Regions from separate parts of the Mus musculus genome. Here region 2 is linked to region 1. Evidence: chromatin loops called from intact Hi-C (ENCODE). Cell type or tissue: heart. All regions are shown on one strand. Links, peaks and the distances in the headings refer to the core of each region. The heading gives the core; the rest is flanking DNA.

Region 1 (2,925 bases), core at 116-2,615:
TAACTAACAAAGAATGATAAGGCATACCAATAGCACCCAGCATCATCAGCTCAAGACCAGCATCAGCAAAGCCCAACGATGACCAACAAAGAATGGCAAGGTGTACCAATGCCACCCAGCATCGTCCACTGTCTGTTGGGCTATGTTTATATCCTTTCCAAACATCACGTGTTCTCTCAAGCATCCACTCTAGGAAAATATCACGTGCCGTTTTTCCAGGCTGCCCCCAGAAAAACACCATGTGTCTGTTCTTAGTAAAACATCTTCCCATGTGTGTGCTTCAGCAAAAACACCCTCTCGTAAGACAGTCTTCAGAATAGCATCACCTGACACAACTGAGTCTCTAAAGAAACCAGAAATTGCCACTTCACACACCCACACACACACTCACATGCTTTCCAAACATACATGCACAAGTAAATATATAAAGAAATGAACTCACAGAGCCATAATTGAAATCAAATGGAATACTAGCTGCCAGGAGCTGTGAGGGCAGGAAGGAGAGGTCAATGGGGACAAATTTTCGGCTCTGTCACATGAAGAGGTCTGTAGCAGTTACACAACCGTGTGAATGAACTTAACCATCACAGACCTGTACACCTAACACTAATTATGATGAAGACATTTCTGTTGTGTGTATTTTGCCATCACTTTCCCCACACGGATCTCTTTCACACTCCAAGTGTGCACAGCATTGTCCAGGCAATGTTAACTTTCCTGAGTCTGTCCTTAATGCATTCTGAAATGATTTTTGTCTTTGGGATTTTTCTTTCTGCTGTAGGATCCCACTGTGAGGTCTGTCTCCAGATCCAGCTCTCTGGCCCCTCCCTACCTTCCTAATGCTGTGATGAAAAGTCACCACACCCAGCTAGTCCGAGATATCTGACTGGTGGGGATATCTCTCAGATCACCTCTCACACTGTCCACCACCACAGCAGTACCCATGCTAGGTCACCAACGAGCCTTCCAGTAGCAGCGTCTGGGTTGCTCACATGGAATCCGGTGCTTTGCGTGCAGATGGAATGACTCACTGTGAAGGAGTTGAGCTTGGGCTCTAGCTGTAGGGCTTGCTGATTCTGACATATGCAAAGTCCACATTGTATCGGGGCATGAGATGGACCCCTATAGGTCTCCAGTGGGGGCCCACCCACAGTAACAAGGCATTGTCCTGGAGTGTGACTAGGCCTTCCTTCAGAAACAAGCAGCCAGGGTCTTCCTCTGATGTTTCTAAAGTATAGTTCTTAATGGGGTTCTGAAATGACTGCCCAACTGGTCAAACCCAAGTACTCAAATCCTTGTAATTCATAATTTAAGCAGCAGATGGCACCATATCACTGCTCTTTCTGCCTTTCTCGCTCCCTCCCTCCCCTTCCTCTTCTTCCTCCTCCCCTCTCCTCTTTCCCTCTCCCCACTTTCTCTTGCTCCCCTTCTCCCCTTTACCCCTTTACCCACTCCCTTTTTTTCCCATGAACCCACCTCCCCCCGCCCCACCCACACGTTATAAAGATCACTACCTATGCAATCCTGTGACATTAGGAGGAAATCTTTCACAAATGACATCTACTAAGGAAAAAAAAAAAAGAGCTGTTTTTGCAAAACAAAAGCATTAAGCAGTAATTGTCAAAACCAAACCTGTGCTTTTCCATTTAGACTGAGTAAGTTACCCAGTTGTGGGGAAAATATCTGAAGAGTTTGACAATGTCCTAACAGGCAGAAGGCTCTTCAGTTCAAGGCCAGACCCAGTCTTGAATCCTAGACATGTTATTGTCATATACAATATTTATGCTCAAAAACCCTACAATTGAGTTACAAGGTATGTGTCCTGGAGTGGGGGGGGGGGTCTCATAATGTTTAAGTGAGTTTATAATTTTGTGTTGGGTGACATTCCTGGGGTCTGTCTATCTTCAACAAATATTTGATGATAGTTTTACCTTTGCAAGTGAATGTATGAAAACACTTGCCAATTGTCCCTTCACAGGGAAAGAGGAGAGCCCTAAATAAAATAGAGTCCTGCCAAGATTCTTCGGTGGCCAGTTAACTAGCACCTTTGAGCGTACTTATTAAACAGTGAGGAAGAGATGCCTGGGTCCTTGTCCCCAAGGCTCCTGCATACATTTGTAGGATACATTTTTCGAACCAGGAATCCCAAAAGCACAGATATCCTCTCTCTCTCTCTCTCTCTCTCTCTCTCTCTGTCTGTCTCTCCCGCTCTCTCCCTCTCTCTTTCTCCCTCCTTCCCACCCTCTCCCTCTTACTTATTTTGATTTTATGCACATGAGTTTTACCTACATGTCTGTGTACCATCTGTATGCAGTTGCCATCAGAGACCAGGAAAGAGAACCATGGCTCTCAACATCCCTAATGCTTTAATACAGTTCCTCATGTTGTGGTATTCCCCAACCATAAAATTATTTTTATTGCAACGTCATAACTGTAATTTTGCCACTGTTAATGGGTAGTATAAATATCTGAAATTCAGATGGTCTTAGGAAACCCCGTGAAAGGGTCATTTGACACCCCCACCATGCCCCCACTGAACCAAGGGGTTGAGACCCACAAGTTGAGAGCTCCTTCCCTTGAACTATAGTTTCAGATGGTGGTAAGCTGCCATGTGGGTGGAAGGAATTGAATCCCCGCCCTCTGGAAGAGCAACCAGCTGAGCCATCTCTCCACCCCAGTGTAGACAACCCTTCAAGTGGATTGACCAGACAAGTACAGAAAGTATGAAGTATAAGGATAGACACTGCCACACTGCTCCAGTGCCCTCTCCAAAGCTGTTCACAGCACATGAGCACCGTGCCTCTCTAATGTCAGGCAGAGTAAGTACAACACTTTATAATCTTAACTTTACTTCCGAAATAGTCACCTTGATGTCATTTTGTTCTCACTTTGCCCATCACAGTGATGTGTCTACATTAGTTTATA
Region 2 (2,925 bases), core at 161-2,660, 350 kb after region 1:
GGAAAAACAACAGTGCATATAAAATTATTTTTAAAAAACATTTAAAATGCTTATCGGTCATTAATGTGCAAACTTAAAGAAAATTTCCGTTAAAAGGCATTACACATTGTGGAGATTCTGATACTGATTTCTAAAATATATTTGATGAGGGTTTACCTCTGGCTGCTCATCTCAGTAAAACGTAATTTATGTCAATATTTCAGGAAAGAATTGGCAAGGACGATCTTGACTGTGGGCGGTAAGTATTTAGAATTTTAAATGCATAGAATATTGGGCAGTAGGAGATGTGTGATGATGCTGGAAGTGTGAGGAATAAGTTATGTCCTGTTTGATGTTAGGAAATTACATTTTTTTTAACTGCCAAGAGATTCTGGCCTGCTGAAAATCCTAATAGCCAACAGACACATATTGGCCAGCTTTGTCACATTTTAATATATTGGCACATGTGCTTCATCTAAAATTCTTTTAAGTATAAAAGACGTCAGATTCATGAATAAAGCCCTCTATGTCTATATCCCTACTTCCTGCCTTTGACTCAGAGACCTTTTTATTCCCGAACATAATCTTTATACTTTTAATCCTCATATTAACTCCATGATTTATTTTTATAGATTTTAAAAACAGTAGTCTGTGACTACAACCTCGTCAGTCCATCTGATTACACCCTGTTTTTGCCTTTACAGTTATTTGAGGTTTGGGCTGTGGCTGTAGAGTGCTTGCTTAACATGCACAAATCCCTGGGTTTGAGCCCTAACGCCCCTAAACCTGGTGTGGGGATGTGAGTCCATTCTCCCGGCACTTGGAAGATGGAGGGAGGAGAATCAGGAGTTCATGGTTATTCTTGGCTGTAGAGTGAATTTGAGTCTATCCTGAGCTACAATAAGACACTGCTTTTTATATATCATAACTTTAATGAGATTTTATTTTTTTGTTGTCAAAATATTTTTAAGGCTATTTGATTTGAATTTTTACTGTGCCTTACATATAAAATCTAAAAATATATGTTAGATCTATATTATACATATATTTTTTTCACAGTACTAACTAAGGATTGATCTCAGCACCTTGTATGTAGTAGGCAAACATTCTACTAACAAAACAATATTCACAACCCTTGGAAGTAGTATCTTAAAGATGCTATCTATGAAACCTATTCAGATTTCCCCCCTGGCAATCCTCAAGTAGACTTTGGATGGCCATAATGGCTCTGAATGTGTCTTGTTGCATTAGCTCTAGACCAAATTCTGACTTTAAACATACCTTGTTTTCTGTTGCTCTGCACCCAGAATTCACCCAGGTCTTCTGTGTTTTGAATCTCTAGACTATAGCCAGCAGGTGGCGCTCTCTGAGGCACTGTGTCGAATGTCTGTGGGAAGGCAGAGGAATGACCTTGCCATGCAGTGGTTTGAGAATACCGCCCTGGCTGAAGCTTTCAAAAAAATTAAGAATCGGGAATTTGAGACGGTGAGAATTCTGGTCATCGGTTCAGTCAGCATTTACTGAGGATCCTTTCAGACTCTCCTGGGTTTTTGGCACAGGAGATTTAATTTTCTTAAAGATGAAAAGATTTTTTTAAGTTCGTTCGTTCTCTCTCTCTCTCTCTCTCTCTCTCTCTCTCTCTCTCTCTCTCTCTCTCTCTCTGTGTGTGTGTGTGTGTGTGTGTGTGTGTAAGAATATGTGTGTGAGTGCGGGTTTGTTGGGTATTCTGCATTCCCGGGATGTGGAGTTGGCAGTTGTGAGCTGCCAGACACAGGTGCGGGGAACCACACTAGGGCTATCTGTAAAAGCAGTTTATGTCCCTAACTGCTGAGCCATCTCTCTGGCCCCTCGCTGTTTAAAATACCAGATTGCAATCCTTAACGTTTGTTTTACCCTCATCAGTGACAGCACATAAGCAAAATACTTGTGTGACACGTGAGGAGATACAGCCAGGGCTCTTCAGAGCGAATCAATCCAGGAGGCAAACTGTGTATTTGATGGGTTCAGGCAAGGAAAACATTGAGGAGCAGGCAGAGATTTTGAACGGCCCCCGAAGAGTAGGGATGCAATTGAAGAATAAAGAGAATTACAGCCATGAAGGGGGACTTTGTGGCCATGGTAGACGGCTGGCATTGGTAATTGCACTCGAGTGGTGAGACTGTAGAGTGACCTTGCTGTGTGCCATCCAGCTGCCACCGTGTGAAGTTGCAGAGATTTTCAGTGGTTGGTAGGTAGGTTGTTTTTTTACAATAAGCTCTCTATGATTGTTCTCAAAGGGCACAAGACTAGCTCTTGGCTTTGTTGTGTATCTGCCTCCCTCCTGCAATTGCTAATGCATTTCCTTTATTTTTTTCCAAAGACTCTGAAGTCAGCATTAGAGTCTCAGGAAAAGGTGAAATTCATATTGCTGTGCTCATTTTAATGAAGCCTTCTAATCAACACCGTTGTGTAATCAGGATTATCACATGATTTACATTGTACTAAATATGAACCTTTATATTGTGAGTCTTAGACTCTAGGACTATCATATGTTCTAAGATGAAAAGTCATGATTCCAGGGACTTTTTGGACTTGAGTTTTACCTCAACTTAGAATCCAACTTAGGTGATGGTTGCATAAACTTAGATAAAGTCATGAACTGGTGAAGTCTTATGATCTCATCTGCAAAGTGTGAATAAATCCTACCTTAAAATGAGTAGTTTCTTGGGTAGGGTAACCATTGCTGTTACAAAACACCATGAACAAAAGCGTCTTGGGCAAGAAAGGGAGGGTTTGTTTGGCTTTTATGTTCTAAATTATAACCCATTGATGGAAGCCAAGGCAGGAATCCAAACTAGGCAGGAACCTGGAGGCAGAAGGTGACACAGAGACCATGGAGGGATGCTGCTTACTGGCTTGCCCCTCATGGCTCACTCTGCAGATCTTCTTATAGCGCCTAGTTCCACC

What was found. A loop is a pair of places that touch in the nucleus more often than their neighbours do. Peaks named below come from ENCODE experiments on the same cell type or tissue, not always from the same donor. Only the 100,000 strongest peaks of a DNase experiment are listed, where the experiment ranks them.
Region 2: a loop joins it to region 1, with 2.3 times the contacts of the local background. A loop is called at or near these places in 2 of 42 quality-filtered maps.

What each region holds. Positions count from the first base shown.
Region 1 is chr13:40,783,253-40,786,177 of GRCm38, forward strand. No RefSeq gene overlaps it. Among named protein-coding and RNA genes, the nearest start is that of Tfap2a, 51 kb to the left of the region's middle. In heart, for the core only: a CTCF peak has its summit at 1,311 (motif pointing right); no DNase peak of the experiment used is centred there.
Region 2 is chr13:41,133,751-41,136,675 of GRCm38, forward strand. Sycp2l (synaptonemal complex protein 2-like) reads left to right here. Exons shown (of 29, transcript NM_001324525.1): 8 at 204-238; 9 at 1,322-1,464. Among named protein-coding and RNA genes, the nearest start is that of Sycp2l, 21 kb to the left of the region's middle. In heart, for the core only: a CTCF peak has its summit at 1,334 (motif pointing right); no DNase peak of the experiment used is centred there.